Regions from separate parts of the Homo sapiens genome. Here region 1 is linked to region 2. A link is a loop called in an ENCODE intact Hi-C map of the cell type or tissue named here. Cell type or tissue: Calu3. All regions are shown on one strand. Links, peaks and the distances in the headings refer to the core of each region. The heading gives the core; the rest is flanking DNA.

What was found. Peaks named below come from ENCODE experiments on the same cell type or tissue, not always from the same donor. Only the 100,000 strongest peaks of a DNase experiment are listed, where the experiment ranks them.
Region 1: it touches region 2 in a loop (3-fold over the local background); 1 of 110 quality-filtered maps calls a loop at or near these places.

The regions. Positions count from the first base shown.
Region 1 is chr6:160,916,592-160,920,981 of GRCh38, forward strand. The region is part of intron 1 of LOC105378093 (a long non-coding RNA gene); the gene reads right to left. Among named protein-coding and RNA genes, the nearest start is that of MAP3K4, 73 kb to the right of the region's middle. In Calu3, for the core only: no CTCF peak of the experiment used is centred there; DNase peaks (open chromatin) are centred at 1,920 and 3,370.
Region 2 is chr6:160,788,135-160,792,524 of GRCh38, forward strand. It overlaps the pseudogene LOC107986665. Among named protein-coding and RNA genes, the nearest start is that of PLG, 88 kb to the left of the region's middle. RefSeq lists enhancers at 1,147-1,666, 1,707-1,756, 1,767-2,276. In Calu3, for the core only: CTCF peaks have their summits at 1,981 and 2,185; DNase peaks (open chromatin) are centred at 2,037, 2,337 and 3,407.

The DNA.
Region 1 (4,390 bases), core at 299-4,298, 130 kb after region 2:
TCTTGTAATGTCACGACTTTTCTCTGCTTCTTGGGAGCACTTCCAGCATCACTAGTGCCACTTCATATGGATCCCATGGTGTTATTCAAGGTTTACAGTACTGCACAAAACAGGAGGAAAAATACATGCCAACAGGGAGAGGGCACTTTTTACCGTGGTGCACAATTCACTTGAGACAAACTGCTCAAGTCGGGATGTTCAGCATCACAGAACGTTTTAGGTGGATACTCGCAACACCTGAGCTCATTGCAACAGCAACAGGAGGAGGCTACGAAATTATTACAGAGGTGCAGTGTGCACTATGGTTAAGTTTATGCAGTTACAATTTTTTTTTTTTTTTTTTTAGACAGAGTCCAGCTCTGTCGCCCAGGCTGGAGTATAGTGGCGCAATCTCAGCTCACTGCAACCTCTGCCTCCTGGGTTCAAGCAATTCTCCTGCCTCAACCTCTGGAGTAGCTGGGATTACAAGCACTTATCACCACGTCCAGCAAATGTTTGTATTTTTAGTAGAGATGGGGTTTCACCATGTTGGCTATGCTGGTCTCAAGCACCTGACCTCAAGTGATCCACCTGCCTCAGCCCCTCAAAGTGCTGGGATTACAGGCGTAAGCCACTGTACCCAGCCAATGCAGTTACAATTTAATCCTTCATCTTTATGTTTGTTTACACTTCTCTCGACTGAGAATAGCACAGCGTATGATCTGTGAGTGTGTGCATAAGTTTTGATTACTTTTAACTTTTTGTAATAGTTTTGTGTATATTTAATGGTAGTAAATGATAGACTAAGTATCTAAATACACTTTATGCATTCATGACATACATAACTTTCTCTTTATTTTTTCAATATGTCTAGCTACATGGTTTGTCTTTGAGTATTTTTCAAATTGCAACAAAACTCCAAAACATTTCAGATCTGTGTTGTTCAAGGATCAACTATACATCTAAAAAGTACAAATCAGTCTCTACCCTTCCCCAGCCTCTCTACCCTAAAGAAACTACAGGAAACTTTCACGCACCAGATTTGTGGAGATTCTGCTGCTGCACTTGTAGGAGGCATAAGAATATTCAAATAAGATTGGAGACAAATTGAATTTCCTTAGCTCTGCCCAGCATGAGGCCTGCAATCAAGATTCACTGAGGTCCTGTTATGAAAGAATGGATGTCTCTTACAACATTAAAATGGTACATTCCTTGCAAGTATTTACAAAGAAAGTCATAAACACTGCTGGGCGTGGAGGCTCATGCCTGTAATCCCAGCACTTTGGGAGGCGGAGACAGATAGATCACCTCAGGTCAGGAGTTTGAGACCAGCCTGGCCAACATGACAAAACCCCATCTCTATTAAAATACAAAAATTAGCCAGGTATGGTGGCACACACCTGTAATCCCAGCTACGCAGGAGGCTGAGGCAAGAGAATCACTTGAACCTAGGAGATGGAGGTTGCAGTGAGCCAAAATTGTGCCACTGCACTACAGCCTGAGTGACAGAGCAAGACCTGGAAAAAAAGAAAGAAGGAAGGAAGGAAGGAGAGAGAGAGAGAAAGAAAGAAAGAGAAGAAAAGAAAGATGAAGAAAGGAAGGAATGAAGGAAGGAAGGAGAGAGAAAGAAAGAAAGAAGAAAGAAAGAAAGAAGAGAAAGAAAGAAGAAAGGAAGGAAGAAAGAAGAGAAAGAAAGGAAGGAAGAAAGAAAGGAAAGAAAGAAAGAAAGAAAGAAAGAAAGAAAGAAAGAAAGAAAGAAAGAAAGAAAGAAAGAAAGGAAGGAAGAAAGAAGAAAGAAAGAGTCATAAATACAAGGAAAGGTCAACCTCACCAGGAGGTGAGGTGGAGTTCACCCTTCTGTCGCACCTGAAGTGGAAACTGCAGCCAGGTCACAACTTCCTAGGTGACGCACGTCCGTGCAGGCTGGACTGCATTGCTGGCCTGACATTTGCACCTGCCAGCTCCTTGCCACACCCACGTTCCACCTTCCTCAAGCCCAGGCTCTGCTACCTGGGAACTGCCATTCCAGGCCAGCTCGTTTCATCACCATGAACATCTCTGAATAGCCCCAAGAGGACAGTATCATTTCCAAATGAAAACAGCAAGAACTTAATTAACCTATTAATTAATCTATTAAGGACTCATACAAAGCATCCCTCTGACACCATAAGGGATTTATGCAAGTTTATCTGTGTCCTCAATGCCAATGTGCAGATTGTTTTTATGGCTGTTTCAGTGTATTAGGGCATATCAGCGAGGAGACTTGTACTAATTAACCTGGAGGTGGCCCTTCTTTCTTTAGTTGCCCTTTTCCACATATTAGCCTTTGTTCATCAGTCCCTGGGGCCATGTGATGAGACGCTTATCAGCTCTCATGTCTGGTAAAGAGATAGCTGGCTCAGTTAGCACAGTGGTTAAAATGTAATCCACTAGGGGACACTTTCTTTTTCTTTCTCTTTTTTTTTTTTTTTGGAGATGGGCTGGCTTTGTCACCCAGGCTGTCTTTGTCACCCATGCTGGAGTGTTTGTCACCCAGGCTGTCTTTGTCACCCATGCTGGAGTGTTTGTCACCCAGGCTGTCTTTGTCACCCATGCTGGAGTGCAGTGGCACAAACACAGCTCACTGCAGCCTTAACCTCCTGGGCTCAAGTGATCCTCCCACTTCAGACTCCAGAATAGCTGGGACCACAGGCACATGCCACCATACCCAGCTGTGTGTGTGTGTGTGTGTGTGTGTGTGTGTGTGTGTGTGTGTGTGTGTGTGTGTTTATTTTCTGTAGAGACAGTGTTTTGCCATGTAATCCAGGCTGGTCTTGAACTCCCAGGCTTGAGGTATCCTCCCACCTCAGCCTTCCAAAGTGCTGGGATCCCAGGTGTGAGGCACTTTGCCTGGCACTAGAGGACACTTTTTAAGTGAGCCCTGACTAATTTGAGGCTCAGTGAAGTGATATATTTTTAATTGAGTTGTGCTTGAAAAAGTCTAGATACCTATTCATCTTTGAAAAAAATAATTTTCATTGGCCATCTCCTCATCAGACGTGTTACATGCTTAAGACAAATATTAGCAGAGAAGAAGATACTCAGTCCCAGATAACTTAGTAGCCTGCACTGAGGCGGCACCAGGACTCACCAGAGGAGAAACCAGGGTCCTTCTGCCCTAAGTTCCAGACCCACCATGAATAAAACAGAGATGCACCCAATCATCCTTCCCATCTCTCACATTCACTGATCTCTCAGCTCATTCAGAAAAAAATCCCATCTCACACTATGTGGAGGAGACCAGTCATGCAGAAAACATTTAAATCTTTTCAGAAAAGCAAATGAGTGCACACACAAAAATGATGAAATCTGAGCAAGGTCTCAGGACTAGTTTCTGACATTGTGCCAATGGCAACTTCCTGGTTTTAATCATGAACTATAGTTACATAAGATATTGCCTGGGGAAGGTGGGGCAACAGGTACAGGGACCTCTCAGTACTATATTTATAACTCCTTGTGTTTATAATTATTTCAAAACAAAAATTATGTATTTGGATGTATGTGTATATGTATGTATTTGCATTTATATGTGCCTATATTTAGATACATGTGCCTATTTTTGGAGGACCTAGGATGATGTAACTGCTTCCATACTAGTTAAGAGAATTCCCAATGTCCAGGGAGAGTCCACAGTAAAAGAACTTCTAACTCAGGGTGTGGAACTCAGCCTTCGGCTGATTCTCGTGAGCTCAGAGGACACATGGGTGGGACAGAGAGGCCTCTCCACCACCACACTCCTTCCCTGGCTGGAGGCCAGATGGTTAAGGACTGATGGGTGCCAGAGAGCAGCAGCCCCCCAGAGTCCAGAACCCAGAGACTGGAGGAGTCCATGCCTGCTCCTGCCTCCCAGGTATTCAAGGGAGACCCACCATCTCCACACATCAGCAAAACAGAGGCCCTGAGTAATGACTTCGCCTTCCTCCTCTCCTCCTGCAGCCTGACCAGCTCCTGGGTGCTGCAATCCATAGCTGGGGAGGAGAGAAGGGAATGTCAGTGGAAACCACTTTTGCTATAAACGCTCATCCTTCAGATATTATTTCAGTGGGTACAGTGTTTAGTGCTGTGCTGGGTGCTGGGGAATCAAGAGTAAATAAGGGGCCCCCTCTGCCCTCAGGGAGTTTTTGGTCTCATGGGTTTGGGGCAATGCAGGTCTGTAAACTGGAATTGTAAAAGTGAAGTGGCCCAGGTCCCATTTGTTATAGTTGTGCACAGAGAGACAGTCTTTAGAGGTGAGGAGACACTTCCCAGAGGAAGTGACACCCAAGTTGAAACTTAGAAGACAGCCAGAGGGATGAGAAAGGAGAAGAATTCCGAGGAGTCCTAATTAGGCAAAAGGAGTCAGGCTGGTGGGACTGAGGGAAAACAGAAAGAG
Region 2 (4,390 bases), core at 239-4,238:
TTCCTCTTCAAAGACTTTCCTCCCCGCCTAATTAGAAATAAATAGTAACTTCTCTTAGAAGCAAAATTTATTCAAAGAACTGTACTAACATTCTTAAATATCTGCTAGCCGTAATAAAGAAATCAATGTACTTTGTGTTCTTAGCTCCCACAATTTAGACTAAATATTTGCCCTGACATGCTTATACTGATCCAAGCAAGCATTAGGTCATAGCCAGTTCCTCTTCCTTATTTAAAAGTATTTTTACCTTTCTCAGCATTCCACAAGTTACTTCCTCCTTCCTTTGTTTTCCTCTACCTTTGCCTCTTTTAAAAAGTTCTAAGTTGTTAGCCAATCGGGACAAATACAGAATGTGAGGTCCCATTCCAGCCAATAGAAACCAGACACAGCAGTAGGGTGGACATGTCAGGTTATAAATGACCCTGTCTCCTTTGTTTGGTGAACTCTCATGGCAAAACTGCTGGTGAGTGTACCCTTTCTGCAGGAAGTAAAAATGGCCTTACTAAATAAATTTATGTTCAAGTGCTATTTCTTTATGGCACTGGGGAACAAGCATTTCAAACAATTTGGTGTCAATCCGTACAGGGATACATTCTCCTCTAGGGGTGGTCTCCAGTCCTCTCTCATGAGGGAGCATGCTCCCCTACCTCATTGAAGGTGCCTCAGGGATGAGAAATTGAGACCCACCCAGTGTGGTGAATAAACCCGGACTCTCAGCAATGCAAAAAAATAAAAAAGAAACTGGCCAGCAATCTAGCTTAAAGGATCTTCACATACTGCAGCGACAACTCTGTGCACAGACCAAGGAAGGAGAAGCCGCAGGAGCTGGTAAAGTATTTCCTTGATGGTCAGATGGTAAAGCATTCCTTGGTTAGGACATACCAAGGAGAGAGAAACTGCAGGGGTGGTAAAGTATTCCTTAGTCAGGATGTCTTGGAGGTTAGAAAGAGGTGAGAAATCCCCATGAGGGGGGTTAAACCTCAGAGAGAGGTGAGAAATACCCAGGGTGGGGGTTGAACCTCAGAAAGAGGTGAGAAAGCCCTGGGGAGGGGGGCGGGGGTTGAACCTCAGAAAAGGTGAGAAATCCCCGGGGGGTGGGGGTTGAATCTCAGAAAGAGGTGAGAAATCCCCGGGGGCGGGGGGGGGGGTTAAACCTCAGAAAGAGGTGAGAAATCCCTGGTACGGGGGTTAAACCTCAGAAAGAGGTGAGAAATCCCTAGGGGGAGTTGAACCTCAGAAACAGGTGAGAAATCCCCAGAGGGTGTTGAACCTCAGAAACATGTGAGAAATCCCTGGGGGTTGGAGGTTGAACCTCAGAAAGAGGTGAGAAATCCCCGGGGCGGGGGTTAAACCTCCGAAAGAGGTGAGAAATCCCCAGGGTGGGGGTTAAACCTCAGAAAGAGGTGAGAAATCCCCATGAGGGGAGTTGAACCTCAGAAACAGGTGAGAAATCCCCGGGGGTGGGGGTGAACCTCAGAAATAGGTGAGAAATCCCCAGGGGGAGTTAAACCTCAGAAAGAGATGAGAAATCCCCAGCAGGGGTTGAACCTCAGAAAGAAGTGAGAAATCCCTAGTGGGGTTGAACCTCAGAAAGAGGTGAAAAATCCCCAGGTTAGGGGGGTGGTTGAACCTCAGAAAGTGGTGAGAAATCCTGGGGGTGGGGGTTAAACCTCAGAAAGAGGTGAGAAATCCCCGGGCAGGGGGTTGGTTGAACCTCAGAAAGAGGTGAGAAATCCCTGGGCAGCGGGGTGGTTGAACCTCAGAAAGAGGTGAGAAATCCCCATGAGGGGAGTTGAACCTCAGAAAGAGGTGAGAAATCCCCAGGTTGGGGGTTGAACCTCAGAAAGAGGTGAGAAATCCCCATGAGGGGGGGTTGAACCTCAGAAAGAGGTGAGAAATCCCTGGGCAGCGGGGTGGTTGAACCTCAGGAAGAGGTGAGAAATCCCCATGAGGGGAGTTGAACCTCAGAAAGAGGTGAGAAATCCCCAGAGGGGGAGTTGAACCTCAGAAAGAGGTGAGAAATCCCCACGAGGGGGCGTCGAACCTCACACAAAACTCCTGTAGTAAGAAAAATATTCAGAAGCCCCCTTTCCTTTCTTCTTGGGTTAAGAAAGAGTAGCTCCACTCCCACCAGTCCTTCCCCTAGGGGAAGGGGAAGGGGAAGGAAAGGGGAAAACAGCAGCATAGGTGGCTGGCAGAGACAAAGGAAAGACCAGCAGAGAAGAAAAAGAAACTAGGAGAGGAAGTCAGAGAGAAAGAAAGCAAAAACAGCAAGCACAGAGCCAAACAGCCAGGCAGGCACACCAAGGGTTAAGTATCTCTCCCCAGCCCAGCTCTATGTGAAAAAGATGGTGGGGACAGGCACCTGGAGGAGAGCAGAGGAGGTGAATGGGCATAATTCTTGCAATTTGCACCCAGCACGAGAAACTAAGTGTAAGAAGAAAGGAAAGAAAGTAAAAAGGGGAATTGGGAAAAAAAAAAGAGAGAGAGAAACAGAAGGCAGTGTGTGCACGGGGGCAGGGCCCATAGAAATTGGGAGAAGAAAGGGAAACGGGATGACAGAGAGAGAGAGGAAAATAGAGTGCAAATGAGAGAGAGAGAAATAGAGGGAAAGAGTAAGTAAGAGAGAAACCAGAAGAGACAGAAATCAAAGAAAGACACAGAGGGTGAAACTAGGAAAAGAAATAGTGTAAAAAGAATGCAGAAAGTTAAGACATGTTGAAGATTGTCTGTGAAAGTCATAAGAAAAACTATAAAAGGGAATTTATGCAAGAAATATTGTATAATTTAAAAGTAATTACACCTCCTGAATATAAATTATTAAAAAATAGTTTATGTACAAGGTATGTAAGAAAAATAAAATATACTTTTAATAACAGGATTATAAGGAGGCATAAGAATATGGATTTTTACCTACATTAAAGTTTAAAAAAAATTTTGTTTTAAAGGTTTAAGCAAGTTTTAAAATGTTAATTGTAAAGGAAATTCTGTGTGTAAACATATTGGCTAAAGTTAAATGGGTATCATCCAGTTTTTCTGTGAACTGGACATTAAAATAAAAGCACAATATATTTTTCTTAAAGCACTAAACTGCTCTTTAACAAAAATTACAAAAAGTTAAAAAAAGTCTATAAAAGTTTTACCTTATAGTCAGACATTAAAACTGGATAATGTCTACAAGATTTTATTATAATTAAGTTTAACATTAATAGCACATTAATATAAAGGTAAAATTTAACTTATCTAGTATAAAATCATACAAAAACATTGCCAAACATAAAATGGTGTTTAGCTTTCTTAAGGCCTGAAGGCAGCCAGGTAAGTCACAAGGCCCCTCATCCCCAAGGCCACAATGCGCAGGGGCGGTAAAGGCCACAAGAAGGCCAAGACATTAAGACGGGGCAGGGCCACAGAGTCCCCTGGGTGGTGCTGAGCAGGAATGGAGCAGTAGGCATCACCATGAGGCCTCAAGCCCCAGTATATGCAGCAGAAATTATATACTTAATTTATCTTCCACTTTCCCTTCCCTCGAAACTAGAAGTCTTTCAGCACAGGTACCACCCCTAGAATTTCCCGTACATCAGCACCAGCCTGCAAACCACGTCCTCATCAAAAGCTAGAAAGAAGAAACTCAAGCCAGCCTGGGAAGAACCCTATTTTATGCTGTTAACCACTGAGACTGCCATCTGCACAGCTGAGAAAAAAAAAAAATTGGACCCACCATACTCAAGTCAAGAAAACATCTTCCTCTCAGAATCATGGGTTACTGTACTAAGATCAAGCCCTACTAAGTTAACGTTAAAGAAAGATTAATTTTCATATACGTTCTATATTTCTTCCTTTCCTTTCCTTATTCTGTTACTAGCTCCTTTATTAATAATATAACTAAGTCTGACTCACCTAAGTCTGACTCACCTATTGCCTTTAATACTTGCTCTGTCATACCTTGAGGAAATGTAAAAGATCAACAACAACTAGCCTTTTCACACAAATATTTATGCCCCAGCACTCTAGTTGACACAGTTACCCCTAGCACTCATTGTTGTAATGACCTGCAGCCAAGACGCTGATCTTCTGCTCCTACCGCCTGGCAACCTTGTAGTAAATGGGACTACATCCCTTAAACTACCCAGGAGCAAAGCTGGATTTCCACGAAAAGGTTTCTGCAGATCTAAAACCCCTCATCTATTTCACTAAAAGGACTACCCCTTCTAACTGTCAGCCTTATCTATATAACCCTGTCCTTCTCTTTATCACCCCTTCCACCTTAACTAACTCTAGACCTGCCCTTAGTCACTTCTATGGTATAAGAATTGACATAAATAGAAAAGACTCCCCGACCCCAGGTATTTTAAAAATATATATTATTCCGCCATCTTCCCCTTCTTCG